Linked DNA regions of Mus musculus: regions 1 and 2 are each linked to region 3. Evidence: chromatin loops called from intact Hi-C (ENCODE). Cell type or tissue: left cerebral cortex. All regions are shown on one strand. Links, peaks and the distances in the headings refer to the core of each region. The heading gives the core; the rest is flanking DNA. Region 1 has its middle 88 kb from the start of Gm31552. Region 2 holds the start of Gm31552 (a long non-coding RNA gene). Region 3 has its middle 200 kb from the start of Gm31552.

Region 1 (11,197 bases), core at 3,157-8,156, 290 kb after region 3:
ATCCACAGATACATATTCCCACCAATATGGAGCTCTAGGGAGTTAGATGAAACATTCTGCACTAACCCCCAAAGATGCCTATCACAGACATCTTTGATAATAGATGTGATAGTTCTGGAGTGGATATAATAAAGAATACTAAAAGACCAGCTAATAGTTATCAAGAAGCCCACATGGCTAACACATGTCAATGTGGGATATTGTTATGATGGTGGAGCTACTCTACCCGGCTAAGTGGTGTATTCTAGTAGTCTCCTGTGTTGCCACAAAAGAAAACTGTTCAAGGGAGATTTGGATCTGCTTTATTATTTCCTACAGTTGAATACATACTGAGAACTGCTTTGAAAATAAGCCAAATTGGAGGCTGAAGAGATGGCTCAGAGATGAAGAGTGATTGTTACTCTAGAGAGGACCTCAGGTTGTTACCCATATCCCCATTGGTGGTTCACAGCTGCTTGTACCTTGAATCCCAGGGGATCTTATGCTCTCTTCCAGCCTTTTCAGGTACCTATACCATGTGGCATATACACACAGAGAGATGAACACATGTATAACTACTTATAAATTAAGAATAAAATAAATATTTTAAGGCATTTTATAAAATATTAAGAAAAAAAAACCAAAAATAATCAGAATGCAAAAGCATGGACGCTGTCATCCACTGTTGGAAAAGGAAATTTCTTTCTCTCTTTTTTATTTTGTTTATTTTATTTTATTTTTTATTGGTTATATAATTTATTTACATTTCAGAGTTATCCCCCTTCCCAGTTTCTCCTCCTCAACCCCCCTATAATATCCTTCATCCCCCTGATTCTATGAGGGTGCTCCCCAACTCACCCATCCACTCCTGCTCACCTCCCTAGCATTCCCCTACCTTGGGGCATACAATCTCCACTGGACCATGATCCTCTACTCTCATTGATTCCAGATAAGACAACCTTTGCTACATAAACAGCTGGGGTCATGTGTTCCTTTATGTGTACTCTTTGGTTGATGGTTTAGTCCCAGGGAGCTTTGAGGGGGTCTGATTAGATGATATTGTTGTTCTTCCTCTGGGGTTGCAAACCCCTTCAGCTCCTTCAGTCTTTTCCCTAACTCTTCCATTGGGGTCACTTTGCTCAGGTGACTGCCAGCATCCACACTTGTATTAGTCAGGCTCTGGTAGAGCCTCTCAGGAGACAGCTATAACAGGCTCCTGTCAGCAAGCACTTCTTGGCATCAGCAATAGTGTCTGGGTTTGGTGTCTGCAGATTGAATGGATCCCTAGGTGGGGCAGTCTCTCGATGGCCTTTCCTTCAGTCTCTGTTCCACTCTTTGTCCCTGCATTTTCTTTAGACAGGAGCAATTCTGGGTTAATGTTTTTGAGATGGGTGGGTGCCCCCATCCCTCAACAGGGGACCGTGCCTAAGCTCTGGATAGGTTCTCCCCTTTGTTGTGTATTTCAGCTAATGTCATCCTTGTTGGGTCCTGAGAACCTCTTGCTTTCCTGGCATCTGGGACTTTCTAGTGACTACCTCCAGTTCCCCAACCCCCACTGATGGAAACTTCTGTTCAATTTCCCGACTCCCTGTACTTCTCCTGCATCTCCTCCCACACCTGATCCTGTCCCCTTTTTTCTTTTCCCTTCTCTCTCCCTCCTAGGTTCTTCCCTCTCTACCTCCTGTGATTATTTAGTTCCCCTTCTAAATAAGACTGAAACACCCACACTTTGGTCTTCCTTCAATGCTAATCAATAGCAATACACATCTATTAATCCTCTAACATGAAGTAGCCCGGGATATCTAATGTAGGTGAGCACTTGAAAATAGAAAAAAAATGAATAAATTAGGACCACCAAAGATATAAAATATAATCACTCTGTAAAACAGTTGGAAGTTGAGATTTAAAAATAAAAGTGCTATGTAATCCAGCAATCTGCTCTAGACACTTACCAAGAAAATAAAAAGAATCAATGCACAAGATATCACAGCTATACAGTTGTCAGCTGAAAACAGTAGTATACATGTTCTTTGCAGAGCCTTCCACAGGATCCAGGACAATTTTCAATATTGCTTAGTCTGTGATCTCACACTTGTGCTTCGAAGATGCATGTGTTAGAGAAACATTCAGAAAGACAACCAAATCACGTGCATTTAGCTCCTCACTGTAATCAATATAATCAATGGATTGCTGGTGGGTGGGGGGGCAAACAAAAAGAATTACAAATAAGAATGCTAAAAGGCTAGGGAGATGGCTCAGTTAGTAAGGAGCTTGCTGCTAGTATGAAGACCTGGATTTGAATCCAGAATCCATATAAAACTAGATGTGTATGTGTAAAGATAGACAAAGATAGCCTGTATATGAAATTCTAGTGCCTCTGTAACAAGATGGAAGAAAAAAATAGAATAACCCATGTAGGCATACATATCAGAGATTAGCAAAGAGACTATGCCTCAAACACAGTGAAAGGTAAGGACAGACATCCACAATTATCTCCTGACCTCCAAAGGCACACTATGGAATAACCTTATCTTCATTCTGATATACAAAGATGTGCACCCACAACATACATAATCAAAAGAATATCAAAAAATTAATGATGTGTTCTTGCTATAGATTAGCAATAATTAAAATGAAAAGTATTGAAGTTTATGTTTAAAACAATATTCATCAATATACCTCAGAAGTATATCATAAAATAAATATTTTGAGAGCAAGTTGTAGCACAAGGCCTAGACATGGTACATTAGTAGAAACAATACTAAATGTATTTATAAAATACTGTAGCTAGTTATAGACATAGTATACAAATGTAAAAATGTAACTATGGACCTACCTCTGGGAAAGAAAGAATGAACTAAGGATGGTATTTAAAGGAGTAGAAGTTTAATCTATATCAGCCATTCTCAACCTGAGGGTCACAATTCCTTTGGTGGTTGACTGATCCTTTTACAGAGTTTGCTATCAGATATACTGCATAGCACACATTTACATCATAATAATATTAGCAAAATTACAGTTTTGAAGTAGCCATGAAATACATTTTGGTTAGTGATTGCCACATTAAAGAGTCACAGCATTTGGAAGGTTGGGAACCACTGATCTATGTGCATTTAAATTGTGTGTGTGTGTGTGTGTGTGTGTGTGTGTGTGTGTGTATTCTATCAACATATATTTTAAAATCCTGATGGTAACAATTTGAAGGCCCTACTGGAATTTGTCTTTATAGTGTGCTTTTTAAAATTATAATCGATACAGAATGATGCTAGTGATATATGTGGCTGTGCTCTGGGCAAGGTGTTTCCAGGTTCTTTGTCTTTCTATTCAAAGAACAGAAATAAAGGCCCAGACAATTTAATGTAGCAAGGAAATTTTATTTAAAACAAGGGGACATTAGATGTCAGAAAGAAATACATCATCATGCATGACAATAGATGACATGTGTGAGGATAGCCAAGGTCCATAATTTTTTATTGAAGTTTTTTTCTTATGAGGTTCAAGAAAGGGAGTTTGGTTGCTAGGGCTTGCAGTACAGGCCTTCTCTATTTTGATCGACAGGACTAGATTATGTATCTCTTTGTTCATTACACATTTCTCTTCCCATTTTGCATTTAGTTTTAATTATATGCATACCACATTATGCATATAATAACTACGCATAGGAATGGAATGGTAAGTAGGAGATCCTCCCCTGAAAGTTCATCTGGTAAACATGGTTTGTCTTATTGCACAAGCTTGCCTTATTGCATAGGCACATAAAGCCAGTTCGAGTGGGACAACCCTTTCACCTTCATACCTGGATATAACTAGAGTAAGACTGGTTAGAACCTGTAAAATTTGAAAGTTACTGATTGGAAAAAATATTGATTTTTCAGAGAAGGGTGCACATGCAATTGGATGCACATATAGGCCCTAGGTTGCTATTTGTTCTAAAAGACTTTTTGGGAAGATGTGTATATACAATATGTGCAGATAGTGGTCTGAGGTTGTGAAGTGTATTATTAGAAGAGAGAACGTAATAAGTAAATAGCCAAAGCCAAGTGGAGCGCCAGGTTGCTAATCTATTCCCTGTGCTTGCCTGTCACACTAGCAAGCCTTGCTCTAAGCTTCCCATATATCCTCATACACAGCAGCAGCATGGTGTGATCTATGATCTCTATTATCAGTAAAACTTGGTTCCTATCACTGACCCACTGTGGGAATGCTGCATAACTCTGGAACACTTACTCTGTTTCTGCTTTAGAATTCTGTGTCCTTCTCTTGTTTGCAGATTATGTTTGAGAACTCTGTGAGATGATAAGTGATGTATTGAATTACCCTGCACTTAGCATCCAGTCAAATACAGTTATTTTTGTGGTGCTTAAGCCCTTCATTTTTTCACATAGAAAAGAAGTAGGTGTAGGTTCCTGACTTGTTTTTAAATGAACATTTATTTCTATGTTATACTTGCCTGGGTTTTCATTTTTGTGGATGCTATTCATAACTTAGGACATAATGAAACAGTAGCAATTTCCTCAAACCTTCCCTGGGGTGCACCATCTTAAATTGTATCCTTTCCAATAATGTACTTTCCTATTTATTTAGAAAAGAAATCCGTATAAAACCAAAAGGTTTAAAGGGGCAAACCATTCTAGAAAAGATTCTCAGTATAAAAGTTAATTTTATGGAACAAGCCCTTTGATTTCATTTAAAAAAAAAAAAACAATTAACTACGCTTTGTTTCTTATTTCAGTTTGCTTTCCAATAAATGTATAGATGCCCTTTCAATCCATGTATGTGGCCAGACTGCTTTCATAGAAGCCTGCTATCTGGCAAAGTTTTTATCTGGGCCATTGTAAGCAATTGAGATTCCTTATGCAGTCTATAGATTTGGAACGAATGGTCAACAGTCAGAACCAGGAACTCAGAAGCTTTAGAAGTCTTCCCAGTTGCAGGCAGCCTCATTTTGACTTGTTCTACAAAGCAAAACATAACAGCATCCCACATAACCTTGGAAAGAAACCCGAAAACAAAATGTCACATGCCTAAACCACATGTGGAAGATTAGAATGTAAATAGAAAAATTGGGAGAATTTTTGCAGCTTCTCAAACCATAGTAGATAAGGAATATCTTCATAATGTGAAAAGAGCCTTTTTATTATCAGAAAGCTTTGACAAGTAGCTTCCCACGCAGCTTATCAAGCTGAATGCCAGGAACATAACCAGAATACTGAATCTGTTCCTGCTTTATTGTGTGGGAAGGGGCAGTTTCCTGCATTTAATTCAACGACTGCACTGAAAAACTGATAGGTCCCTAGAAGTGCTATTGATTTAGAGAGGGAGAAAGGCAGGGAAAGAAAGAGTGAGAGAAGGAGGGGAGGACAGAAAGTGACAGAGAATACTACCTACCTTTTTCTGTTTCTTTATGAATACTTGTTTCCACAGTAATGGTCATTATTGTCACCTGCTTATCCCTCCTCATGGCTCCTTATCACCTCCTCCTCTCTTATGTCCCAAAGATTGCTTCCAATCCTATTTGTCCTACAATGGACAATTGGACAAATCTTAGGCTAGTTCAGAAAAGAGCCTGTGGGTTTTTGCTCCTACGTACTAATCTTAAACTTGGAGTAGAGCAGAAATGTGAGCTATTACAAGATCATTTGAACAGTGTATTCCTGTGCAGTACCCGCCCCCCCCCCACGCCTTCCCCATTTGACTATGACTGGTCATGTTCCAATTCAGTTGGTAAAAAAGCTGATGGAAGAGGGCTGTGCACTAAGACCACATGGCCTCCAGCCCAATGACTCTATCTGTTATCTTGTTTTTATGTTTATTAGCTTTTAATTGGCAATGCTAACTGCATGTCTTACATATTAGAGTCCAATGTCTGGATATACCTGTATATCAGGAAATGCTTAGGTCAGGCTGAGTGCTGAGCACTTAGCATTTCTCCTGTGGAAAATATTTTGGTTTTAGCAGTGAAAACTAGGGTCACCATGGAGACAGCTATGCCATGCTTGTCTTCCACAGACTATTCTCTTAAATCGAATATTCTCTGTGTATTCCTTTCTAAGCCCCCCTGCTGCATTTCTCTTTTCTTTTTCTTTTTAATTATGGTATTAGATTAAACAATCTCTTGTATGCCAGAACCTCTGGATGGTCACAAATTAGTTGAAAGAAGAAATGAAAAACTAATCTAGATGTATGCTGAGTACCTTATAAACTTATTCTTTTAAAAATGTATTACACTGCATGTATTTTTTCAGTTTGTGTGGGGGTATGTGTGTATATGAGTACATATGCTATGGCACGTGTGGAGGTTAGAAGACAGCTTGTAAGCACTGATCCTCTCCTTCCACTATAGGAAGCTGGAGACGAAACCCAGGTCATCATTCTTAGCAGCAAGTGTCCTTAACCTCTAAGCCACTTGGAAGAAATGAAAGGAGGGGGAAAAATGTGATCAGGACAGATTACATGAAAAAAAAAATTAAGCCAATAAATTAAAAAATGAATAAACACATTTTAATGTTTTAAAAAATAATTTCTAGAGCCCAAATAGCCACCTCACCTTCCTGCACCCAAATGTGAACACTTAGCCACAGCTGGGTAGAACACACTCCTTTCTTTCCCAAATGGCAACCAATTATGTTGTTTCCCTTCATCATACCTTCCATGTTTCCATCCCATGACCCTAAAAGGTAAAGACTAATTCCCTTATTCTTAGCTACTTCCTTAAAAAAAAATCCCTAGCAGTCTAGAGTAGCTGTTTCCAATTGTAGGAACAGTTCAACAATTAATTCATTGATATGTCAATAGCTTAAAATATTAATTAAAATAGGTGAGCACTTGTTTTCTGGTACTTCTCCAAAACAAACTATATGTTTCCTATCAAGTAGATAATTTATTTAATACCCCCCCCAAGTTTGTTAGTTCTATTTTTAGAGATTTCAGAATCCAATAATCAATTTTCATGCTTGATTTTCCTGTTTTACAATTCAGAGGGGACTGCAATATTTTTCTCACTCATACTCAGAAAGGGACCAAATCTTGTTATTGGAGGAAAGTAGTAAGTCAGTCAATCTGTCTGTGTGTGTGTGTGTGTGTGTGTGTGTGTGTGTGTGTGTGTGTGTGTATGAGAGAGACAGAGACAGAGAGACAAAGAGAGACAGAGATATAGAAATAGAAATTGGGGGATTACTCTGCTTTATTCATGGGGGAAAAAAAGAAGTAACTCCAAAGACCCACACAGTGAGGGAGAAGTAGCTCCACAGACCCACACAGTGAGGGAGAAGTAGCTCCATAGACCCACACAGTGAGAAGTAACTCCACAGACCCACACAGTGAGGCAGAAGTAGCTCCACAGACACACACAGTGAGGCAGAAGTAGCTCCACAGACACACACAGTGAGATGTAGCTCCACAGACCCACACAGTGAGGCAGAAGTAGCTCCACAGAGCCACACAGTGAGATGTAATCCCACAGAACCAAAAGGAGCTTTGGAACAAGGTGATCCAAAGTCCTGAGCAAAATGGTGATTCACAGAGAGCTACTGAGCAATATAGTGACTCATACAGAAAAACATGTCCTATTATCAGTGGACATAGATTAGGAATTTGAAATTAAAATCAGAGGCAAAAGTAGTTCACTGCAAAGATTTTCCAGAAGTTATTTAAACAACAAATGAACAACATTAACAATCAGTTAAGACAGTAAATGTATGGTAATACTTATGCATACACAGAAAAATCTATTTTAAACATTATGAACCAATTATTACTTAATTGGATGATAATGTAGTGCAGTGGTTGATCATTTGCTTAGCACTTGCCAGTCCCTGGATTTAATCCCTGCTACCTCAATAAAAATTATTTTTATTATTATATCATTATAAATAAAAATAAATATTTTATTTGGTTACTACTTTATATCATGAGATTTAGGTTTTAGAGACAGGCTCTAAGTGCAGAGTCCTGGCTGGCTTATAATTCACTACTCAGGTCACTTTGACCTCTGATTCATATCGGTCCACCTATCTCTGCTTTGGGAATGAGGAGAAAAAAGAATATACACAGTTGATATAACTATTATAGTAATAACAAGTATACTGTGTCTTGTGTCCTTTACATGTATTGTCTTCCAATGGATGCTTACCAGTTCTGAAATATAGGAAGTAGTTTTTCTATATTATTTATGAAAGGAAAGACATTTGGAGACTGGAGGATCCTGTGTGTGTGTGTGTGTGTGTGTGTGTGTGTGTATACTCATGTGAGTTGAAAATGTCATTTTTGAGCTCTGAAGTCATGTTGTTCTGAGATGATTTCAAGTGGAAGGTCCCTGCTTTATGCCTGCTCTGCTCTCCTCGGGAAGTGACGATATGATACAGATTCCTGATGATGAAATGATACAGAACTGGTGAAAAAGCTTAAAACAGGTCCATGGGGATTTTATTCACACACTTTCTGACTTGAGTAAGAGAGACACTGTATTAAAAAGCTGAATGACAAACCTTGTCAAATACATTTTAAATAGATGCGTGACATTTGGCTAGTGCATTATGCAATAAACATCCAACTGAATTAAAATTAAATTGATTTTTGCATGCCAAGTCTAAATCACAATTTGGCTAATGAAATAGGAAAACTTAAATTGTCACAGGCTAACATGAAATGACTTGATAATAGAATACATCACGGAAAGTTTAAGAATTTAGTGACTATATCTGAAGTGGTTAGTATTTGATAGTCAAAGAAAAGTTAACAACTTTGTGTTGGGATGCCCATACATCAAGCCGTGGAAGCTTGTCACTGTGTTCATTGCTGTGCAGGTGGTACTAAGCTAGCAGGCTATGTAAATGTTTATTACTTCCTTACCTCCCCAGAAAGAAAAGCAAGCAGGCCTGGGAAAGTCACAAAAGCTGCAATGCCTGAAGACAACACAGAGAGAAAGACCTGGAATTTTCCTGCTGCTGACTGGTTTAGACTAGATGAGAAAGGAGAGCCAAGTTTTGCATACTAAAGAGCTGGTGGCCAGAGCTGGGGCAGAACTACCCAGTCAGGGAACTGGAGCAGAAAGGGAGCAGGGCAGAGAGCTATAGCTGAATGTGAACCAATGGAAATGAGTGTGGCAGGAAGTCTGGTACAGTCAGATGGGCTGGCTGAAGTACTGCTCCAGAAAACAGGCCAACAGTCTTATGGAATACAGATGTCTCCATGTCATTATAATTAACCCAAGTTAAAAGCTCTGGGATAACTTTGAAATCAGGGATTACATGTCTGATGATTATGCTTCTTTATTCAAAAAACTAAAACTTACTTTCATGAATTTGAGTGTTTACATATATGAACATCACATGAGTGGTTGGTGCCCAGAAAGGCGTGGTGATGGGAAACTGGAGTTCCAAATGTTGGGGAGCCACCATGTGAATGTGGGAAACTGAGTCCAGATCCTCTTCAGAGCAGCAAATGCACCCAACCATTGAGCTGCTGGCCCAGTTCTTTCACTTCACCTTTTAACAGGCCTTTTTTTTTCATGTGGTTAAAATGTCAAGTAGTCAAAGGATCTCTCTCTCTCTCTCTCTCTCTCTCTCTCTCTCTCTCTCTCTGTGTGTGTGTGTGTGTGTGTGTGTGTACATGCTTGTAGGTGTCTGCATATATGCAAATGTAAGACTCTTTCAAGCCTTAGCTTACCAGGGGACCCCCCTGAGTGAACCACAGGGAGCCAGGAATTGGGAATCTACACAAAAAGCAAGAGGAATTTATTGTTCCAACACATAGGGGTCATCCTACACCAGAAGGAGAGATGGCAATCTGCCACAGCCCATTTGGTCAGTCTATACAGTTTTTCAGAGCAACAGCCATTAGGCACAATGTGATTGGCAGAACAGTATGACTTTTAAATTGATTGGTTTCTAGGGAATGAGGTGACAGGGTCTGTCCTGTGGAATATTTACATGCTGTAGACCTCCCCCACTTCACACACACACACACACACACACACACACACACACACACAAGTGGCTGATGGTCAGTCTACCCTGTGGAATGTGTTTACCTAGTCTAGGCCTCCCCCACCTGCAGGTGGCTGGTCTTCCATTTTGCAGAATGTTAATTAGCCTTCCCCTTCTGGAGGAGAGGCCTCTGCTGGAATTTTCCAAAAGGTCCTGAACTGACTTCTTCACACACATGCATGTAAGTATCTTTGACAACAAGAAGAGGGCAGGAGATTCCTCTGGAGCTGGAGACAGAGCAGATTGTGAGCCAGTTGGCATAGGAAAATAAACTCTTGTCCTCTGCAGAAACAGGAAGCTATCTAAGTCACAATAGATAATACTGTCCCAGTATAACTTCTATTTGGGGCTATTATGGTCTACTTTATCCCATATGACTTTTTAAAAATAATTTTATATTATATCTCTATTGTTATAATACAAGGAATAAAAGAGGCACATGTTTTTCTGATCTTTGGATGGATTGGGGTTGCTATGCTTCGATTTTTATAACAGGTATTTATTAGACATTATTCTGCACTTCTGTAAACACTGTCACTACAGTATTTTAGGTTGGATGTCTGTGGCTCAACTTCCTAGACTTTTTTTTTTCTTCTTTTTTTTTTTTTTAAATCCTCTGTGCATGCCCTATTTCAAAGGTGGTAAGCAACTCTTCAAATACAAAAATGGAGTTCTTCGTTCTTCAGCAAGAGACTTCAAATTATAAGCATAATTTTTCTCTGATGTTTTAGCTGATTTATCTCCCCTGTGTATTATAGTTATATAGTTAATGTGTTTTCATTGGCAAAAATATTATGTTGTGGTACTTTGTCACTGAATTAACTAATGTATAAGGTAAGAATGTTGGATTATGGTAAAAATCTCAATGTTTATTGGATTAAAACAAATATAACTTTGTAAAACAAAGTGAATAGAATTGAATTAAGTGGCATTATATGAAAACAAATATCTCTATGCCTTGTATTACCTTCTACCTCACTAAAATTTATTGAATGAAATCTGTAGGAAAGATAAAAACATTACAGTGGCTGTTGAAAAGGAATTTTCCATAATATGTACAATTCTTATTGTGCTTATGTTCAAAGTTGCTACATAAATAAGAAGACATTTACTTAATTCTTGTTTCTCCTCTATTAACCAAAAAATTGAAAGGAGGGAATTCTTCAAAACTCAGTTTACAAGAGTAGCATTACAATGATACCCCAATAATAAAAGATACAAGACAGGAAGTC
Region 2 (11,197 bases), core at 2,269-7,268, 200 kb after region 3:
TCTTTTCACTTTACAGAGGAGGAAACTGAAGTCAAAAGAACCAACTGTCACTCCATGTGGTTGTATAACAGACTACCCTAAAATTAGTGGAATGAAACAAGCACTGCTGAGATTTTTCACAACTATTCCATTTGTGCAGTTCTTAACTGCCTAGGGAACTCAGTGGTAGGAAGTGAAGTGCTGACAGGCAAGAGAGTCATGTAGCTGGAACACTAATACATCGTGGTACTATCTCTTACGTAGATTCTCTGATTGGAATACCTACATATGATTCTCCATGGGGCAGCTCCGTGTTCTTTGATGATTATAGCTGGAAAGCAGGTGTCAGCATCCCAGGAGAAAAGAAGTGAAAGCTGACAATTTCTGTAGCCTTGACCTAAAAACCGGTGTAATAGAACTTGAATGTTGTGGTAGAAAACATGGCCATTGCCCTCTTGAACTTTTAGCAGCTGTGATAGGGAAAGGGGTATTCATGATGCTCTGCCCTTCTTCAGTCCTTTATAGATAATGGCTGTTATATGGAGAGGTTCAAAGGCCCCATACCTCCAGGAGGATATTTAAGCTATTAACAGTTGTGGGAGGGGGAAAGATATTTTCTTCACTAGTATAGCAATTTTTAATTTACCTATGGTACTAAAAGTAATCTCACTAAAACCTGTTGGTTCACCTGTGAAGTTGAAAGCAATCATCTTGGGGATCTGTCACTAGTTAACTCTCTGGTGTGAGTAAAACCACTGTTTTGCTTTCCAGAGAAATTTTACAACAGTATTCTGGTGTCATGGAGCCCAGATTGAAGGATAGAAGGCAAACTAAAACCACAAAGACAAGTGAACAGAAAGTAACATGACTGGCGACAGAGTTTCAATAAATTTGGGGACTGTGATTGAAATCCTTCATATTTGTCATGATGGACCTCTAAGGAAAGTACAGATAACAATACCACTTTCATTTTCTGTTTTGTGTATAAGTAACATTTTATCCATGGCAGGCAAGCTGGGATACAGGTTTATAATAGTCAAAGAGTTTTCATCGTTTGGTTTCATGTACCCTTCCACTCTATCTACCCTAACTAGAGCAAAGCAGGAAGAAGCAAGCAGTGACTTGGAGGACCACTTAAAATGTGAATCCATGTTTGTTTATGCTATATTATTGTAAATGTTCTGGCTAATTTTATGCTAACTTGACAGAAGATGGAATTGTCTGGGGGGGCAGGATCTCAATGAAGAAATTGATTTTATTGTAGAGAATCTTGTAGGACATTTTCTTTGTAATTGATGAGGGAGGTCTCAGCCCATTGTGAGTGGTATGACACCTAGGCAGGTGGTTTGGATGCTATGAGAAAGCAGAATGAATTAGCCATGAGGACCAAGCGAGTAATCAGTATTTCTCCATGGCCCGTACATTAGGTCCTATATCTAGGCTCTTTCGTGTTTGAGTTCCTACTCTGACTGCTCTGAATGATGGACTGTAATATGAAACCGTCAGCAAAAAGAACCCTTTCCTCAACAAGTTATTTCTGATTATGATATTTCATCACAGTAAAAGAAACCCTAACCTCAATACTATGTCAAAAAGATAATTGCGAGTCAGGAGATACTGAACACAGTGATGGCAATAGGTTGGGAGATAAAAATTGGAAATGAGGGTAGCAGCTAGTAAACAAGGCAGAAAGAGGCGATGTTTGATGCCTCCAATGGACCTGCTGCATGCTCCTTTCCATAACAGTGCGCCAAGACCCAGGTCACATCCAGAGTGGCAGAGATTGCACTGCTATTAATGCCTTCTATAGGATCCTTCTATAGAATCTCTAAGACCGTTATAGCATATTGAGATGGGTCAAGTATCTTTAAACACATAGTTATTCTTTCATAGTTCTAGATGCTGGGCATCTAAAATCCAGTTGCAAACAGGGTCCCTTCGACAGTATTAGATAATAACACTTCTTCTTTAGTTCCTGGTATGCCTTGGCTGGTGGATGACCAGTGTGATCTCTGCCCTCTTGTATCTATGTTCAAATTTCTCTTCCGAAAAACAAAACAAAGCCAATTTTAGTTGAGTGGAGTTTCAGTCTAGTACAACCTTATCATCACCCACTTACATATGCAAAGATCCTACTTCCCCATAAGGTCACACCCTCAGCTTCTGGATAGTTAAAAACATGGACAGTATTCATCCTAGACTACCTCCTTGTGGGTTGGGAGGCTGGATTTCAGGCAGGCTCAAAAACTATGTTTGCTATTCAAAGAAACAATCTGGAATTTAAAACCAGATCTTTCTGACTGCCATCCTCTACTGTTTCCACTATACAACAAAAATAAACACTCCCAACATACCTATCATACTTGATTCTATATGGCAATACTGCAAAATAAAGAAGGCTGCATGTTACCTATATTTTCGCAAAGGGAAAAAATTACTTCCTTGAACTTTCTGGTGTTTGTATCTGTCTCCATAACAACCCATTTTATCTTTCATGAGTGTGATCACTTTATCCAAGTTGCTTCATTTCTGTCTATTTGTATGTAACACAGGGAAACTGCATGGATGGTGCTACTGATGAGTGGGACAGAAAGAAAGATAAGGTATTGCTTGGAATACAGGGTTTAGCTGCAATGTTTGAACTTAAATTTACTCTCAGAGGCCATAGCTTCAACATAGAACATTTCTTTAGAGAAACAAGCCTGTTAAACTATCAGCAGGCCACTTTATCCATGGATGTTATCAGAAGTAATGTTCATGACCTATGAATGTCATAAAAACCAACAAATTTGAAACACAGTGCAGTTTTATAATACTGAGTTGTTACAATAAGTATTCAATAAATAGTGATTAATATGTAGCCAATGAATGAAAATATGGCTAGAAAGATGGCTTGGTGGATAAATTACTTGCTTTAGAGCTGTAAGAACCTGAGTTCATATTCCAAGAACCTACACAAATCTGAATATAGTAGCAGGAGTTCCTAATACCAGCATTCCTAACTTGAAATGGGAATAGAGAGAGAATCCTCATATTCTATAAGTCTAGTAGTTTTAACCACGATTTAAGGTGCTGCATGTTATTGCACACATCTGTCAATGCTTACATAAGAGCACAAATGTACACACAAGCATGTATGTGCACATGTGCAAACAGTGAATGGGGAGCAGAGAGAGAGAGAACAACAATAATTCATATAAATATAAGCATGCAAATTAGTTGTTTTTAGGCCCTTGTGCATTTAAATTGATTTATCATTACATAGGCTGGGGTTTCCAAACATAAAAATGGTTGGAGCTACAAAGACCTTCAAAAGAGCCTGACAGACACATTAAAATCAACCTTCTTTATAAGGCTTATGACACCTTTCAAGTTCAGTCTGCCAAATGAGATGGGAAAGTGTGGATAGCTCTTTTATTCTTTTTTCCCTTTCATCACAAGCAAAGCAACCTCTGCTTATATAACAGTCTTAGTCAGGATCACCCAGGCACAGCTTGACGAGCTGTCAGTTACTATTTGTGGCTTGCTTCCTCCCAGCCTTCCTCCTGGGAGACTGGCAGGACAGAGCCATGTCCACTCTTCCTAGTTTTCCTGTAAAATTTTTGATCCAGTTACCTTTCTTTGTTTCTTTGTTTCTGTGTTTCTTTCTTCCTTTGTTTTCATCTTTTCTTTCTTTCGTTTTATCTTCGCAGTGTTAGTCCAGTAAGTATTTATCGTCTAGAGCACGTGTTTGTGATGAAAATTAACCCAAGAGACTAGAGACCTAGAGACCTTTGAAAGCAAACATAGCAAGCCTGAAAAGAAGAAAGTTGTCGTTCACCTGTGACTGTGCTCCAAATCACACCGACGAAGAGCAACCACAGCACAAAGGATGGTAACATTTTTTTTTATAACTAATTTTAGCTGTGGTGCCACCTACACTCCTACCCAAGGAATAAAATCTTGCTATTCTTCCTTTCTTATTAAAGTATAGCAGGGCTCTGGCATCTGTGTGGAAGGCACAGTTTCTGTATCAGAGAATTGTGGGACTCCTGTTGGCAGTGACAATTTACTTTGTATAACCACAGGAAAACTCCAGGATGCAGAGTCTACAGACTTCCTCAGAATGTATTGCTTTTCTCCTGACATCCAATTCTCTCCTTTCTTGTCTGTATTTTTCAAACTCGGAACATCTCACCAGCTCATCAGCTTTGTCTTTGCTGTTCATGCTGCAGACTCTGCAGTCCCACCTAACTTTGGTTTCTGTGTCTGTCATTAGAGATTAGGCAAACATCACTGCAGTACTCATTGGCCCTCTTGTTGCTCCACGCAGTTCACCTGCTTCCTCTTGGGGCTTCATTCACCTTCAGTCACTTTCATACCTTTCAAGTCTATAATACTGATTCTCAACAGTCAACACAGCTACTTAATATTGTTACAGATATGTCACTTCCTAAGGGGTTTTCCCAATTCCCAAGCAAAAATCTAGCCATAGCGCCATTTCTCACTCCAAGGATGAGAGTATCTGTCCTTACATCCCTCTGTATGCCAGAAACTGACATTTGGGCTACAGTAAGATATTGAGTGTCTGCTCAAAGGAGAGTAGAAGAGAGATATGAAATAATTAACATAGAAAACACAATATGTGACTGTGGAATAGGAGAGGTCTTCTCTGGAATATCAGGACAATGAAATGTCTCCAGAAAAGGTGATACTTGAGATAACAAACAAACAAACAAACAAACCTTCAAGATGATGAAGGCCTTTCCTGGATGAAAAAAGGAAAAGGCAGGCCCCTGCAAAACAAGCACTAATTACTATGACAGAGTGCTGGAAACAGGGATATCAGACCCTGGCCTGAGCTTCCAGTTAGCTGCACTTTGTGTGTGTGTGTGTGTGTGTGTGTGTGTGTGTGTGTGTGTGTGTGTGTGTTGGGAGGGATGCTAAAGGGAGTTAAAGCAACTGCCTAGTCTAATCTTGCATTACTGTATTTCTAAGCATTTAGGTGATTCATCCATGCTGTGTGGAAGAGATGCTAGCTTCAGAGTATACTGAGAATGTACTTCTGCATCACATCTATATTAGATTAATCTATACCGTTTGGCTTTGAAAGAATGGCACTCTATAGAACTTAGCATAAGCACTATGACACTGGAGCATAGAATTGAAATTTTTCCTAAGAATAGACTCTGCTGCAAGAAGCCTATCCACAACGTCCTTGTAGACTTCACTTTCTATTCGGAATTGGAATTTCACCTTACATGCTGAAAGAACACACTGCTCTTACTATCCTTAGGTCACTCCCCACTGTTTTATTATTGCCTCTTCATTATGACTTTGACATCAACAAAAACCTTGGTGTTTGACAGAATCTATGAAATGCATCTGACATCAGTCCTGTGTATCCCATCAGAGAGCAAAAGAAATAATGTTTATTATCTCATTATGTACCCATTTTTACTTAGAAAATGGTTTGTTCTGGAAGAACAAGAGGTTGTATTATTTTGAATCCTCTAATTTTAAGTCTGATCAATCACTTGATTGCTTTCAATAGTTTTTAAATAACTCATGTATATATATGTGAATGTATGTGTGTGTGTGTGCTTGTGTGTGTGCTTGTGCGTGCGTGCACACATGCACGCTTGTTCACACATATGTTGAGCATATGGGAAGTCTGGAAGAGAGTATTGGTTTTCTTGTTTTCCTGGAGATTTTCCTGTAGGGATTGCAAACTGCCTGAGTAGGGCTTCTGAGAAACAAACTCAGGGCTTCTGAAAGAGCAGGATGAACTCTTAACTGCTTATGCCTGCTTTCTTTTGAATTACTACCTCTCACTTGTCAAGCTACACTCTACTAATCTAAACCTATTACAGCCATAACCCTGCCATCCTATCATAGCCTGGGAAACCTAATATGTCTTACCAGAACGAACAACACATTCATTAGTAGATGCCTTTATAATTTTGTTCCTCATGTCTCAACTGGAAGGCAGCATGAATTACAGAAAAACTGTGTATAAGACCTGGTTCTTCTTTGTGAAGCTAGTCTAGTTACCAGTCTAAATCCACAGGATAAAAAGCAAGCTCAGCTATGCTTTCTTCTCTAGGGCAATTTAGGCTAGCAGTCAAGCAATTACTGCCTGGAGCAGAAGAAAGCTGTCCCCACAAGTAGACAGCTGGGGAGCTGTGAATTAGCTTTTCAACACCTGAAGTCTCTATTAAAGAGAGTCAATGGCCCTGCTTTGAGAATAGTAAGGAAAGCCTGGGGTTATATGAGGTACCTTCCTTCACAGTAATTTTTCACTTTTATAATTAGTAGTGAACCATTATCTTTGATATCATAAATAAAAAGGTACAAGGGGGAACTATGTTATCACATACATATTCAATTCAGGGTTGTCCATGACTAGAAAGAGTACTGCATAAAAATAGGGATGGCTTTTCTATAAGACTTTTAAAATCAATACATATTGCCCAAGACAGATTAGGCCACATCCAACTGAATGTGATGCTGGCTTTCAAATAAATCTGCATTCTACAGTGCAACAAAGGACAGCCATCCCCCACTGGTGGAATCAAATCCAGTGGTTCTCACATTAAAGTTGCCGGTCACATTCAAATTAAACTCCTCCTTTGGTTCTGATGGATTGGAGAGGTTTGGGTGCTCTCAAACATACATTGCTAACAAATTCTTAGGTGATTAACACACTAATTGATGAGGATTACACTTTGGAAAGTCATGATTGCTGGTGCATACTATAACCCCAGCACACAGGAAACAGAGAGCACACTAGTCTACATAGATATACTCCATCTCCAGAAAGAGAAGAAGAGAAAGAGAGGTGGCAGAGAGTCATGAGTGTGCTGCATCCAAATTAGAGATTATTCTTATCCGGCTATAAGGGAAAGGAAATCACCCACTTAACTTCAAGACAGACAGACAGACAGAAAATAGATTCATGGGTGGATAGATGAGTAGATGGATGGATAGATGCATAGATGAGAGAGAGTAGGGAGAGAGGTGAGGAGACATCCCTAAAGAACACTTCATAGCAGAATAGACAATTTGAGCGAAAAGTAAATGATCTCTTTTGAGGGTAAAAGGAAAATGTAAAATAATATTTTGAGAATGCATTTGGGTTAATCAAATTGGCAAAATTTAGCTAATAGAGGCTCATATCTATAATCTCATCACTCAGTTTCAAACAGGCAGGTTGCCTTGAGTTTGAGACTTGTAGAACAAAACAACCTGTAGAATGTTAGTGCTAAATATTTCCAAAGGTCAGGGGAAAAAAAAGTTTACAGTAACTTTTAAAGTTTGTACTTCTAAGTGTATCCTGAGGTCTTGTTCATTCCATTTGTACTCCACTATCTCTAAAATAGTCTGAAAGATAATAGCTGTTGGGCACAAGACAGACTGCACAGCAAACTGAATGTGGGCAGTTTACAAATTACCTACCTCAAACTCCTCTGTATCAGCAATTATGTCCTGATAGCTACAGCAGTGAAAATTTCTGTTACCTGGTTTTATGGAACATTACTATGGATACTAGGCACTCAGAGACACATACACACAGAAATGGTTTTTGTTTTGTATCGTTTTTGTTTTTGATTTTTTTTGTACAGATTCTGTGTAACTCAATTAAAACCTCATGGGTTTTATTCTTATATGATCATATTTTAATTGTTACTGGGCATTATTTACTGTGCTTGTAAAGAAATGGTTCATGATGGCCCAATAATTTACTCTTCTGGGAAGATGCAACATGGACCCTGAACACCTAGTGTTGTTAGAACGAAAAGTACATCTTCACAGTGTTTACTGTGAGACAGACAGAGATGTCTCCAAAATGGCAAAAAGAGAAGCCAGGGCTCTGAAGGATGTCACAAGGCATCTCATGATAGGTTCATTTGTAGGAGAGACAGACAGAGAGACTCTAATGGGAGAAAGACCTACTGAGAATGGCCAAGATAATCCCCAACAACTTGTTGGTTGAATTTCTTTTTTTTTATTAGATATTTTCTTTATTTACATTTCAAATGTTATCCCCTTTCCTAGTTTCCCCTCCAAAATTACCCTACCCCCTCCCCCTCCCCCTGTTCCTCTTGCATTTCTACACTGACCCTCAATAAATTCTCATTTGTTTATTGCTGTTTTAGCCATTCAGGAGACCTTGTTACTCTTGCCAATTAGTTCTTAAGAGCATAAGCATATCTTGGCAGTAACCAAACCATTCCTTCTGATATAATTTTATCTGCCTTATTATAAGATATTTAGTATTCCTGATGTAGACTTTGAATTTTATGCATCTGGTAATATATATTTGTTGTATATTGAATGTGTCAACCATAAATATGTATGTAGTATTTGTGTGTATTTATATGTATGCATGTGTATAAAATTTAAGACAACCTTCAATTTTTAGGAAAGCTTATTAATGATATTAAACTAAAAATAACATATTTTTTATGTTCTGTTCATGCAAAAGGAGTACTTGCTGGAATGTTGTAAAGATTAAATGAGGTCCTCTGCACACAGAACTTGGAAGCATTTCTCCATTAAAATCTTAGAATATACATTTTGAAACTCCTAGAGTTTATTATAATGCTTCCTGCCATAATGAGTATTATAACACAGAAGCATTTAACTATTAGTATCATCATTATTATTGGAAAGTTTGCTTTAGTCTCTGGAGAAACTACATACTGAAACATGGTATACCTACCATGAGCCTTAAAGAAAACTATGTATCCTATTCTGAGAAAACATCAAGTATCAATACTTCATCAGCCAATGGCAGAAACTCATGAGCCCCTTTCTCTTGCAGGCTAAAACATTGACTTATGCTGTCAACTGAAGCTGCATATTAGTGATCTTATCATGTTCAGAAAATACTGTTTCACTCTGATCCACCCCAGTTCCACCTCTTACAACTTTTCTGCCCCCTCTTCAGCAAAGGTCCCAGGTGGGAAAGGATCTGAGATGTCTCTAATAAGTCTAGACCATTTGAATATGTGTTGCCTAGTTAGTAGCTGCTTGGGGAGGACTAGGGGGTGTGGTCTTGTGGGAAGAGGTGTGGCACTAAGGGCAGGCTTTGAGGTTTTAAAAGTCTCCTGCCATTCTCAGTTTGCTCTCTGCTTCCTGTTTACAGATCATAGCGTGAGCTCTCAGCTATGGTTCCAGTGCCAGGTCTGCCTGCCTGCTGCTATAATTCTCACTAGGATAACCCTGAGCTCTAACCCTGTTTTCTTTATAAATTGCCATGTTCATGCTATTTTGTAAAGAAAATAGAGTTTGGTAACTATGTAAGAAGTAACTAAGAAAGCAAGTAATGATGTCAATTCTGCTATGTCAAAGAACAACTGGGGCATGGGAAAGTAGCTCAGTAATTAACTATTTGTGAATCAAGATATGAGCTCTCAGCTGCTGCTCCAGTGCCATGTTTGGCTGACTTCTGCAATTCTTCCTCTCTCATGATTATTATAGATTCCTATCCCTTTGGAAGTGTACACCCCAAATAAACCCTTCCTAATATAACTTGTCTTGGACAAATTGTTTTTATTACAGTAGTGGTAAACTAACATACAGAATTTGATATAGATGTTTAATTTGTGGCTGAGCACTTCATAGGTACATATTGTCTGTACTTTGTTTTTATTGTCAGTTCCTGCATTGACCATCATCCACTGCACAAAAGAAGTTCTCTGAGGATACATGAAAGCCACACTAACAGTGGGTATAGAGAAACTTAGAGGGCAATTTGAAGTTATATACATTTAGAAAAGTAATAGTAGTTATGTTCACTTTAAGGCCTAACCATAGGTTCCTGGTCATATTTATACTATAATGCACTATATGCATTATATATATGGTAATATATATATGTAGTGCATATATTTCTTGTAATAGAGTGGGACTTAACTCTAGTCAAAAACCTGTGGATTACACCTGTGGTGGTTTGAATATACTTGGCCCAGGGAGTGTCCTATATGCTGCCATGCTTCCTGCTATGATGATAATGGACTGATCTTCTGAACTTGTAAACAAGCCACAATTAATTGTTGTCCTTTATAAGAATTGCTGTGGTCATGGTGTCTTTTCATAGCAATGAAACCCTAACTAAGACAGCAGTAGGTAACAGGAGTGGAGTATTGCTGTGATACACCTGGGCTTGCTTTTGTTTGAAAGAATGTGGATTTGGGGACTTGATTTGGAAAAGAGAGGAATGGTTTAATGAGCTATGCTAGTAGGAATATGCAAGACTTTGTAGTAGACAATGGTTTGAACTGTTGAGACCTGGCCCAAGAGGTTTCAGTGAAGAAAAATTTCAGTATGTGGTGAAGAGACTGTTTTAGGGGTATTTTGATGTAGAATGTGGTTGCTTTTTGCGAGTGTCTGAAGAGTCTGCCTGAGGCTAAGGTGAAGAGATTTAGATTTATTGCTTTGACAAAGAAAGTCCCAAAACAGCCTGGTATAAGTTCTGTTGTGTGGTTACTAAAGTTCCCTCTTATGAAAAGCATTTTAATCAAAAGGAGCAACCTGAGTAAGGAAAAATATACAATGTATAGTTCAAGTAATAAAGGGGCATCAGGAAGTGAAATGGAGCTGAATCCTATGTTCAAGGAGATAAACAGATTAAGGGAGTGATCACTTTGGGGCAAGATCCTACCCAACTAAGCAAGCATGGTAGTATACACCTTTAATCCTAGGATAGAAAGCTAAACAGATCTCTGAGTTCAAGGCCAGCCCTAGACAGAGCAAGTTCTAGGTGAAGAAATGCTTAAGTCTAGGAGTGGTGGTATACACCTTTAACCCCATCATTCAGGAGACAGCCATGAAGATCTTTGAGTTTAAGGTCAAGCTACACAGGAAGTTCTGGAACAGCCACGCTTAGGCAGTGAAGGAGTTGAAAAACATCTGGTAATGGAATGGGGAGAGGAGTGTTGTTTCAGACCCAAAGCAGCAGAACTCAACAGCGTTGGCCATGTGGCTCTGGGGTTAGAATAAAAGGGACTACTGGGACAATTGATGCTGGTTAGCTGGAGCTAAGATATTAGAGGTGATTAAGAAGAGACCAGTGTTATTAGGGTGAGGTCTTCTGGGAAGTGTTTCCTGAGATCACAAAGAAGCTGTATTCTAGAGATAGCCAAGGTTGTACCTTATGATGCAGTTGGACTTGGTAATGTGTAAGAATAACCTAGGTGGTTTGAAGGTATGAAGAGATCATGGAAAACAGCTG
Region 3 (11,197 bases), core at 3,788-8,787:
GTAATTACTGTGGGAGTGGGAAGAAATGAGCAAAAATACAGTGACTCTAATAAAATCTCCCCTAATCCTTAAAGATGAACAAAATAATAGGTTAATTATACCTAGAAGTTACATCCAACAGCAGACACACAGAATGATGCTCACTATACTCAAACATAATATTCTCTCTCTCTCTCTCTCTCTCTCTCTCTCTCTCTCTCTCTCTCAAGAACATTATCGATTTAGCTCACCCAACACCTCTCTCCTTCAGTGCTCTATGGGGCAAAACTACCTTCTTTACTCAGTTGCCCATCTATTAGCTGCTTTGGGGAAGGAAGACTAGTTCTTGGTACATGTCCAGCTCATTGCTCATAAAATGCCCCAGTACAAAAAAGAAGAACATGATAACAAGAGTAAATTTTTATTGGAATTTTATGTCTTATATAATTACATATAGGAAGAGCATTTTCTTCAATAAAACTTATTAAACAAGTTTATTATTATTGAAAAAAGGCAAGCATAGGAGATATTTTTGAGGTACAAAATAATCAGTTCCTTTTTTTTTTTTTGGTCACCATGATGCTGCTGCCATTAGAAGAGCATTCTGCTTCCTAATCTTGTCCATGCTTCATGAGAAAAAAAAAAGAAGGAATAGAATAAAAAACAAACAAACAAACAAAAAACAAAGAAAGAAAGCCATTTTTAACTTCTCACATTTTCAAGAAGCAACTTGGAAAGCAATGGACAGAGCTAAATCACACAGCCTCCCCACCCACTTCTTTGCTAATTCAGAATGAATTGGATTTGCAGGAGCAACAGGACTTAAGCAAAACTGTTCCCATGGTTACACAGGAGGCTTTCTAAATGTGGTGCCGGATGCAGGCAGCCAAAATGACTTGACTGTTTATGTTAAATATGAAGTCTATTCCCTATTGAAATTTAATGATCTACTCTCTGCATTTTAGCAGCTTGCACCCTGATAGAATTAACATTTTTGAATACATTTTGAGAGATAATTTGCTTTAGCAATTGACAAGTATTCACTCATATTTATTTGATCTCATCAGTATATCAGATGAACATGCTTCCCATGTACCATCAGAAACTTGGTCTGTAAAATTATCTTCATGTCTGGGCCCTCAAGTCCCCAATGAATTCTATTATTTTTGTAGGTTATCTTGTACAGATGTTAGACCTAACACTTAGCAGGAGAACTCAGATTAAAAAAAAAAAAAAAAAAAAGAAGGTCATAGAATGCCACTTGCTTATATTTATTCAGTTGAATGTAACGAACCATATAGTTTGGGTAGATTAAAAGAACTACAGATATGAGCACAAAATCCAGATCCAAACAACTCTTGGCCAAGTAATAGAGCTTGGCGATAAACTAAGTTATTTCAAAGAGTGTTTCTTCTCTGTCATATGTATTCATTTCTGCCATTGTCCATTCAACTGCAGCATTCACTCTCATACTCAATCCTCTGAAAGTCTCCACTGTGAGGTTTCTTCTCTTATTCTTCTACAAAATTCCAATTACTTAGCTGCTTTCTCTTCCTTGAAGATGACAATTCAGAACTAATATTTTTTATAAATTTTCTATGATGCCAAAGTTTAAACCTTTGGCAGTTAAATTATGTGAAATTCAAACTGCAACACATTTAAATCTTGAAGCACAAAATTACCAGAACTTCTACAGACTTTCTTTGTATGAAACAAAACTTTTTCTTATAAATCACAAAACTGACAAATTGGACATCTAATAATAATAATTTAATATAATTTATCTCTTGAGATCAATGCATTCAACAAACTTGGGAATTGTCATCTGCATAAATTTATTTTGTACTAGCAAATGGAAATGCATTCATCACGTATTGATCTTGTCAGGTTAGTATCCACACACAAGTTACCTCTTGGAGTCCTAATTAGTCATTCTTCAAGTAGGTCATTATGATTACTGTTATTAATACTTTTGCTGAAAATCATAGCTTTCTTCCCTATCTAGGTAGTTATTGAATGGATGGAGGCAAAACATTGTATTTTTATTATTGAAAAACTTTAAGATTCATTTTTATTTGTATTATCTAGTGTCTAAGAACTAGTATCTAACACACAACAGCTGTTTCAAGTCAGAGTTGTGTCTGGATTACTGACTATGTCCTTCAAGAGAGTGAGTTGCAAAAGTGACTCACATGCTCGTAAAGTTATTCCACATGACTGAGTGGGGTTTAAAGGAATTCTATTCTCTCTTTTATAGATCTGGATATATTTAAGGGGAACAGCATTCTCTACTAGATTATATAATTCTACTAGAATATATAATCTACTAGAATATACAAAAGGGCAAATTACTGACAAGTAGATAAGTACTTCAGCTTCTAGGTTAAGAAAAACTGCATATGATTTTAGTTTCTTAGTATTCATGTTTAATCCATAATGCTAATAGAATAAGGACTGATTAAAAACTAATTCTACACCAGTAGTCTATAATGTTTTGAGAATCACTTGGATTACCTTGACTAACCATTGGAAAGGAGGTTTCTCATAGTGCTACTGGGGTTTCTGTTTTTCTATGGTTCCGGTGGGATGCATTGTCAGCCCAAAGGACTTAACTTTTATATATATATGAAATTTAAGTCATATGTATATATGAGTATATATATGTAAGCATGCATATACAAATATATATATAAACATACATACATACATATATATATATTTATATATATATATGTGTGTGTGTGGTATATCTTATATATATGTATATACACATATATCCATATGTGTATGTATATTATGTATAATTATAGGTAAATTAAAATAATGTGATTCTTTGAGACTTTAGCACACAACATCATTCTTCCTTCTCTTTCTGTTTTGACCTCCCTCCCCAGGTGAAGACTCTGTTTCCTTTTGCGTTTCCCTCTGCCTATCACCTGCATTCTACTATTCTTGTCTCAAACCCCCAACCCCTGCCCCATACACTCCTATGGTTCCTTTGTATATTTCTGGCATCTGTGGTTACTCCATGTTATATACTCACATCTGGATATTTGAAGCTAGAAACCACAGATGAAAGAGAACACATAGAGTTTATATTTCTGGGTCTGGGTCACCTTTATTCAATATAAATTTTTCTAAGTCTATCTGCTTAAAAATTTCATAGTTTCATTGTTCTATTTCACCGTGCACATGTGCCACATTTTTATTATTGTTCATCTGAAGATGGAAATTTTTTTTAGGTTGTTTCCATTTTCTCTGTACTGCCAATAGAATGGTAATGGATGTAGCTGAACATGAATCTGGGGAGCATGATGTATGATGTCTAGCTGGGTTACATCATAGATTTAGTTTTAGTTTGTTGTTGTTGTTGATGTTTTTGGTTTGTTTGTTTTTTCTTGTTTACCTTTTAGGCTTTTTTGTTTACTGTTGTTGCTTTGAATATGCTTGGCCTAGTGAGAGGGCCAAACATCTATTATGAGGTATGGCCTTGTACACGTGGCCTTATCGGAGGAAGTGTGTCATGTGTGGGTAGGCTTTGAGACCCTCCTCATAACTGCCTGCAAGATAGTCTTCTTCTGTTTGCCTTTGTAATAAGATGTAGAACTCTCAGCTCCTTTTCTAGTACCACGTCTGCCTGGATGCTACCATGTTTCCTACCATGATAATAATCGACTGAACCTCTGAACCTGTAAGCCATCATCAACTAAACGTGTAAGAGTTCCCTTAGTCATTGTGTCTCTTCTCAGCATTAGAAACCACAACTAAGACATTTAGTCTTCTACATTGACATTGACTTCCACATTTCTTCCAACAGTGGATAAGGGTTCTTCTTACTCTACAACCTCACCAGCATCTATTGTCCACTGTTTGTTGATCTTAGACATTTTGACTGGAGTAAAATGAAATGTCAAAATTGTCTTAATATACATTTCCCTAATTGTTATGGATGACAAACACTTTTCAAAATATTTCTTAGCTCTTTTTTTTTTTCTTGGATCGAGAACTCCCTGTTTGGATCTGAGTTTTCTTGACTCTGTTGAATAGTCTGTTTTATATTCTAGATAATAATCTTCTGTCAGATGTATTGCTGGCAAATAATTTTTTTGCCATTTTGGAAGTTCCTTCTTTATTTGACTGATTGTTTTCTTAGCTGTGAAGAAACTTTGTTTGCCTCTCAGAGATTGAAGGTTACCCTTTTCTGAAAACACTGCACACCTAGGACACTATACTCATGGATGATGATACAACCTGAATCTAACCTGAAAGCCAATAGGTTATTGTGGTCTGGTTTCCATGATTCCATAAAATACTATGCATGAAGCAATAGAGAAAAGAAATTTACAGTCTTATCCAGCTGTGAAATCTGTGAACCACAGCATGATCAGCATAGAATGATGGACATAAAGTTGCACTAAAAAGCCCTCACATTTTAGTGTTACCAATGGTTGGACTTAAGATCTACTCAACAAGAGGGAAATCATGTGTGGCATTAGGAATTCAGCCAATTTCCTAGGGCTAGTAATATCACGCTCCTAGAAAAGAATCTATTACTGTTACTTTGCTATACCAGAATAATTCTTATCTTTATTCTAAATCTCAGATAAGGTTAGCTACCAACCCTGATCAAAGAAACTTCACTTTCTAGCATGTTGAGTCCATCACAGAAAACCACAAATAGAAAGAATGCAAAGATCAACAGATGATGGGTAGTTCACCCTAATGAGTTTGTGTGTGTGTATATGGCTCAGTAAACATTGAGGAAGAGGGAGGGGAAAGCATGTAAGAGGCAGAATATCAGGATGTGTGCTGGAAGCAGACTTTCTAGGAATGGAATAAATAAGAATGAATCAATGGCAATAACAATAGACATGCTAACATGGAAGGGAAATTTCATGGGATCTTACTCGTAAATCAATAACTACAGGCAACTAATGACTTCTGAGAAAAGTAGAACTAGCTGCTCCAAGAGATGAGCCTCCCTATAGGTTGTTCAAAAAAAGTTGTCAGGCTTGAAATCATGTGCATACATAAAACAAAAATGGACTTAGTATGCTATCTTTATGTATTCATACATGCATAGACACACACACACACACACACCACCACCACCACCACCACCACCACCACCACCACTAACAACAACAACAACAACAATGAAAGAAATAAACCTACCCATTTGTGAGTGGGAGTATTGAAAGAAGGGCCTATATGAACATAGTGGAGCACAGAAATGCCAAGTCTGCTTCAATAGCTCCTGAAACTTTTTATTATACATTTAAAAATTAAATACCTACATTTATTATTTGATAAAAAAATAAAAAAGAAAGAAGGGCCTAGAGAGAAAAGAGAAAGGGTGAGAGTGGCATAATTCTACTGTATGTAAAAATCTTAAGAAAGCAAAATATAAATAAAATAAATGAATTTTAAAACTCATAAAATAACTATCAGGGCTGGGAGTCTAATTCAATAGATACAGTACTTGTCTGTCTTATGGGAAACTTATGATTTATTGTCATAACCACAGACTAATTTTGTATCAAGTTGTTCTAAATACAAGATACTTTTTCTGAAGTCAAGTCTTCATGAAAGCCCCAGCTGCATAAGCTGCAGAAGAAATTCTATAGGGATGGTTTGTGTGAAACACAGGTGCTGAGAATTCTGAGTAGCTCTGTGTGCTTTTGAGAGACAGTTACAGAAAATGTCACACATTTGACATTGTGGAATCATGAACAGGAGTGCTGTGCCAAATCCATCAACTACATGATTGTGACTGCAAGAGACAGATCGTATCTCTGGAACCAAGTGCCAAAAAGAACAGAGGTCTACAAAAATAAAGCTGTTTTTCCAGGAAAAGATGAGCCATTTTTCTATCCTAAACTCATGATTTCAAATACAAACAGAAATGCTCATTTACACAGTAATTTGGAATCCTGCACATGTTCTCTCTATTCTTATTTCCTTACCATTTTTAACGGAGGGGTCTGAAGTGGGGGAGGGGTATTGAGACTTTAACAGGAAGTTCCAGACAGATTTTAAAGCAGTGACTACACAATTTAGGAGAGTAAATAATATATTTTATACAATGGAAATAGTTAATTTCTTAGGACGGATTTCCAGAATTCCCATCCAGCAATCCATGTGCAACATAATGTGAGGAGTATTTAAATACAATAAAATAATTTCAACAGGCATGAAATATGTTGACTTTCCTGTTTTTCTTGGAGCACACTCACTAACTAATACACTTTGCACCCATCACTTTTACTTTGTATCAAATACTTATTGTCTGAAGTGATAATGGGTAAGGGAACCACAGAATAGAGTATTGCTGTGAGCTCCTGATACATGGTGAATTGCTGTACACTCCATCATAGCACTGTTAGCCAAGATTCCTGTGTTCAGTGCAGAGCTCATTGCAGGAAGCACACACTGCCCCCACATTGCATTTTTGTCTAACAGACATTCTATAGAGGGTGATAAAAATGGAAGCCTTTCTTGTTTTGTTCAAAAAGAAGGGAAATGGAACATGATGGATATAGTTTTCATAATATCACTCTACAGGCATACTTTTAAGACTCATGTTTGAATGCCTGCTTATTATTTCTTTAGTGAAAATATATTAAGATAATAGACAATCTGAGACAAAAATGAAAAAGTATTTGCATATTTGTCTCAATTGTCAGAGATACAATTTTACTTCAGATAAAATTAAAATCTTCTGGGGTGGCTAGGTAGGTGGGTGGGGCAAAATCTATTTCATAAACATACTATAGATTAATCAAGAAAGAATGGATCAAAAAAAAGTATGATTTTTTCCCACAAAGCAGGATTAACAAAATAAGCAAGTCTGGATTTGTGATTACTTTAAAGCACATTCCTATTCAACACAGCAGGGAGGGGTTTGCTCCGTGGAGACATTTACATGAGCACTGTGAGAGAGCCTAGGTAGACATCATTCCCTACAGAAAACAAGGAGGACATGGCTATACAGAGACAAATGCATGTACAATTTGAAATTCTGAAAATGTAAAAATGTTTATAGTTATTCTTCATTGTCAATAGTACCAACATCTGCACATGCTAAAGACTGATATGGAATGTGATATTTGTCTCCAACCTATGCATACTCTTCTGCATGCTTTAAATCATTTCAACATTGCATATGATACCTATTTCAATGAAAATGCTGGGTGAATACACTGTTTAGTATAGGGATACTGGCCTGAAGATCATTTATTTTGTATTGTGTATGCACCATGAGTGAAAGTTATTTTCAAACCAGTTGCGAATTCCAAAGACTGAATACATACATACATTGACTGTGATTATTCAAAACAGCCTCAGGTGTTTGAACACTTGGTCCCCACTGGTAATGCTGTTTTAGAACCTTCAGGAGTTGTTGACTCACTGGAAGAAGAAAGTCACCATTGGGTTTGAAGCCTTTGGGATCTTTAGCCTAACCCACTTCTTTTTCACTCTGGTTCCTGAGGGCAGATGCAGTGTGACCAGGTCAGCTCTTGCTCATATTGCCATTTTTCCTGCCTATTATTTGCTAACCAGAGTCCCACAGTTTTATATATCTCTTCCATTTTTGGTCTAAATGTGACAGTTGTAGTAATTATAGAAAGTTTTGAAGTAAATTAACTCATTTAGCTTGATTACCCCTAACAGTGGCAAATCTCTAACAAAAATGAACCCTTTATCCTTCTATTCTACTTTGCCTGGTAAGTGGGTGGTGGGTTTTGACTCTTGAAAAGACAATCTCGACAGATTCCCCCACATACAAAAAAGAACCTTCACTTTCTAAAGCCACTCCTTTCCTTGTCAGTTTTTCATTATCCTGTTACTGCAGGCAAAATGTTATTGTGCATTGTGCAATTCAAATGCTGATTTCTAGGCCCCCATATCTGGTTGCAATTCTTATAAAGTATCACCTAATTCAATATTGTGCAAGCTTTGCTCTCCATTTATTCTGATTTGTCAATGAAAGCTGCTTAGTCATTGTCTGGGTAGGGGAGAAAATAGGGCAGGACTTCCTCCCAGCCAGGGGAGGAGCAGAAGAGAGAGGAAGTCGAGATAAGTCATGGGTAGAAGAGACCCCAAGAAAACACCTGGAGCAGATTAGTACTAAAATGCAAGTATCGCAGGGATTTTGGCTGGGAGATAGTCAGATTATTTTAGAGTATTAAAAAAGAGTAATACTTCCCAGTTGTTGTGCCTTAAAGTTTGATAAACAAATATAATAGTGCAGTCTCAATTGTATGGGAGGTAGAGAAAAAGGAAAACGATAAGAACTCTTATTAAAAAGCCATGAACATGGCCCTTTCATCACCATGTCTTCCTTGCCATGATGAAGTAACAATGCAGCTTGATGATAAACAAGAATAAATGTCTCTTTCCTTATATTGTTTCTTGTCAGTGGTTTGGTCTCAACAAGAAGAAAAGCAACACACACACACACACACACACACACACACACATATATATATATATATATATATAAAACACATACATACACACATGTATATATGTATATACATATGCACATACATGTAATACACCTAATATGTAATACACCTAGTCTTAAAAATTACCAGAACTTTAGTTAAATGGGATCTTCACAGCATTTGATCCTAAAGAATAGATATCCCAATGTTGTAAATTGAACTTTCTCACTGAACTGTAGACAGCTAATTTGAACATGTTATAGAAAAAAAAATCCTCAGCTGTAAAAAAATATAGCCATTTGGACTTCAACTGCACAATTCTTCTTGGTTTCTTATTATAACTGTGTTTAAATATTTCCTGCCTTGTGAGGAGCCGCCCTCACATTTGCCATTATAAGATGGCACTGACAGCTGTGTTCTAAGTGGTAAACATAGTCTGCACACATGCAGGGGCAGTTTTCCCACCATGTGTTCTGCCTTTCCCGTGATGACAACTGGGCCGATGGGCTGCAGCCAATCAGGGAGTAATACATCCTAGGTGGAGGATAATTCTCCTTAAAAAGGGATGGGGTTTCGCCATTTGCGGGCTTGCTCTCTTGCTTGCTCTCTTGCACTCTGGCTCCTGAAGATGTAAGCAATAAAGCTTTGCCGCAGAAGATTCTGGTTTGTTGCGTCTTTCCTGGCCGGTCGTGAGAACGCGTCTAATAACAATTGGTGCCGAAACCCGGGACGAGAAAAAACTCGGGACTGGCGCAAGGAAGATCCCTCATTCCAGAACCAGAACTGCGGGTCGCGGTAATAAAGGTTCCCGTAAAGCAGACTGTTAAGAAGGATTCAACTGTATGAATTCAGAACTTTTCAGCTGGGGAACGAGAGTACCAGTGAGTACAGCTTTACGAGGTAAGTCTGATCTTGAACTTTCTAAGGAAATTCAAGACAGTCTATCAGAAGTAAAGTGGAATATGTTTGGCCTTGAATTTTTTCTAGTGTTAAAAGCCCTTTTGTTCCTTTTCACATGTTATCAAGTGGTTAAGGCAGGGCGGATTCTAGAGGAAATTCAGGACAAGCTATCAGAAGTAAAGCGGGGAGAGAGAGTAGGAGCAAAGAGAAAACATGGTGCACAAAATAAGTATACAGGCCTTTCCAAGGGTCTTGAACCCGAGGAAAAGTTAAGGTCAGGTAGGAATACCTGGAGAGAGATTAGAAGGAAAAGAGGGAAAAGGGAAAAGAAGAAAGATCAATTAGCGGAGGTCTCTAGGAGAAGGAGCCTGTGCTCATCGCTGGATGGGCTCGGGGAGCTAGTTCTTAGTAGCTCTGAATCAGATAAAAAATTTAGCTTCTCTGAAGAAACAGACTTGGAGGAGGAAACAGCTCGTTATGAGAGAGAAAAGTGCCAGCCAGATAAAATGCGAGCTAATCGGTCAAGGAAAAAGCCAAAAGCGGCTGGCAAAGGCCAGCTTGCTGCTTGGCCTCCTGGCAGTCAGCTTCAAGGTCATAGTGCACCTCCACCCTATGCTGAGCCCCCGCCCTGCGTAGTGCATCAGCCCTGCGCAGAGAGGCAATGGACAGAGAGGCAATGCACAGACTCGTTCATTCCAAAGGAGGAACAAAGGAAAATACAACAGGCATTTCCGGTCTTTGAAGGAGCCGAGGGTGGGCGTGTCCACGCTCCGGTAGCGTATATACAGATTAAAGAGCTTGCCGAGTCGGTCCGTAACTATGGAGTCAGTGCTAATTTCACTATAGCACAAGTGGAAAGGCTTGCGAATCACGCTATGACTCCTGGTGATTGGCAAACGGTTGTAAAAGCCGCTCTCCCTAGTATGGGCAAATATATGGAATGGAGAGCTCTTTGGTATGAAGCTGCACAAGCGCAGGCCCGAGCAAACGCAGCTGCTTTGACTCCAGAGCAGAGAGATTGGACTTTTGACTTGTTAACGGGTCAGGGAGCTTATTCTGCTGATCAAACAAACTACCATTGGGGAGCTTATGCCCAGATTTCTTCCACGGCTATTAGGGCCTGGAAGGCGCTCTCTCGAGCAGGTGAAACCACTGGTCAGTTAACAAAGATAATCCAGGGACCTCAGGAATCCTTCTCAGATTTTGTGGCCAGAATGACAGAGGCAGCAGAGCGTATTTTTGGAGAGTCAGAGCAAGCTGCGCCTCTGATAAAACAGCTAATCTATGAGCAAGCCACAAAGGAGTGCCGAGCAGCCATAGCCCCAAGAAAGAACAAAGGTTTACAAGACTGGCTCAGGGTTTGTCGGGAGCTTGGGGGACCTCTCACCAATGCAGGCTTAGCGGCTGCCATCCTTCAATCCCAAAAATGCTCCATGGGCAGAAATAATCAGAGGACATGTTTTAACTGCAGGAAGCCTGGGCATCTTAAGAAAGATTGCAGAGCTCCAGATAAACAGGGAGGGACTCTCACTCTTTGCTCTAAGTGTGGCAAGGGTTATCATAGAGCTGACCAGTGTCGCTCTGTGAGGGATATAAAGGGCAGAATTCTTCCCCCACCTGATAGTCAATCAACTGATGTGCCAAAAAACGGGTCATCGGGCCCTCGGTCCCAGGGCCCTCAAAGATATGGGAACCGGTTTGTCAGGACCCAGGAAGCAGTCAGAGAGGCGACCCAGGAAGACCCACAAGGGTGGACCTGCGTGCCGCCTCCGACTTCCTATTAATGCCTCAAATGAGTATTCAGCCGGTGCCAGTGGAGCCTATACCATCCTTGCCCCCGGGAACCATGGGCCTTATTCTCGGCCGGG

The links. Hi-C counts contacts between places; a loop is a spot of excess contacts. Peaks named below come from ENCODE experiments on the same cell type or tissue, not always from the same donor. Only the 100,000 strongest peaks of a DNase experiment are listed, where the experiment ranks them.
Region 1: a loop joins it to region 3, with 3 times the contacts of the local background. A loop is called at or near these places in 2 of 42 quality-filtered maps.
Region 2: a loop joins it to region 3, with 3 times the contacts of the local background. A loop is called at or near these places in 3 of 42 quality-filtered maps.

What each region holds. Positions count from the first base shown.
Region 1 is chr3:20,728,453-20,739,649 of GRCm38, reverse strand. No RefSeq gene overlaps it. Among named protein-coding and RNA genes, the nearest start is that of Gm31552, 88 kb to the left of the region's middle. In left cerebral cortex, for the core only: no CTCF peak of the experiment used is centred there; DNase peaks (open chromatin) are centred at 4,296, 5,078, 5,881 and 7,408; H3K27ac peaks cover 1,877 bases.
Region 2 is chr3:20,814,674-20,825,870 of GRCm38, reverse strand. Gm31552 (a long non-coding RNA gene) reads left to right here and starts at 3,510. Exons shown (of 4, transcript XR_389614.2): 1 at 3,510-3,572; 2 at 3,672-3,853; 3 at 8,786-8,923; 4 at 9,110-9,486. In left cerebral cortex, for the core only: no CTCF peak of the experiment used is centred there; DNase peaks (open chromatin) are centred at 3,461, 3,968, 4,370 and 4,933; H3K27ac peaks cover 3,811 bases.
Region 3 is chr3:21,015,688-21,026,884 of GRCm38, reverse strand. No RefSeq gene overlaps it. Among named protein-coding and RNA genes, the nearest start is that of Gm31552, 200 kb to the right of the region's middle. In left cerebral cortex, for the core only: no CTCF peak of the experiment used is centred there; DNase peaks (open chromatin) are centred at 5,730, 6,387, 6,871 and 8,779; H3K27ac peaks cover 1,918 bases.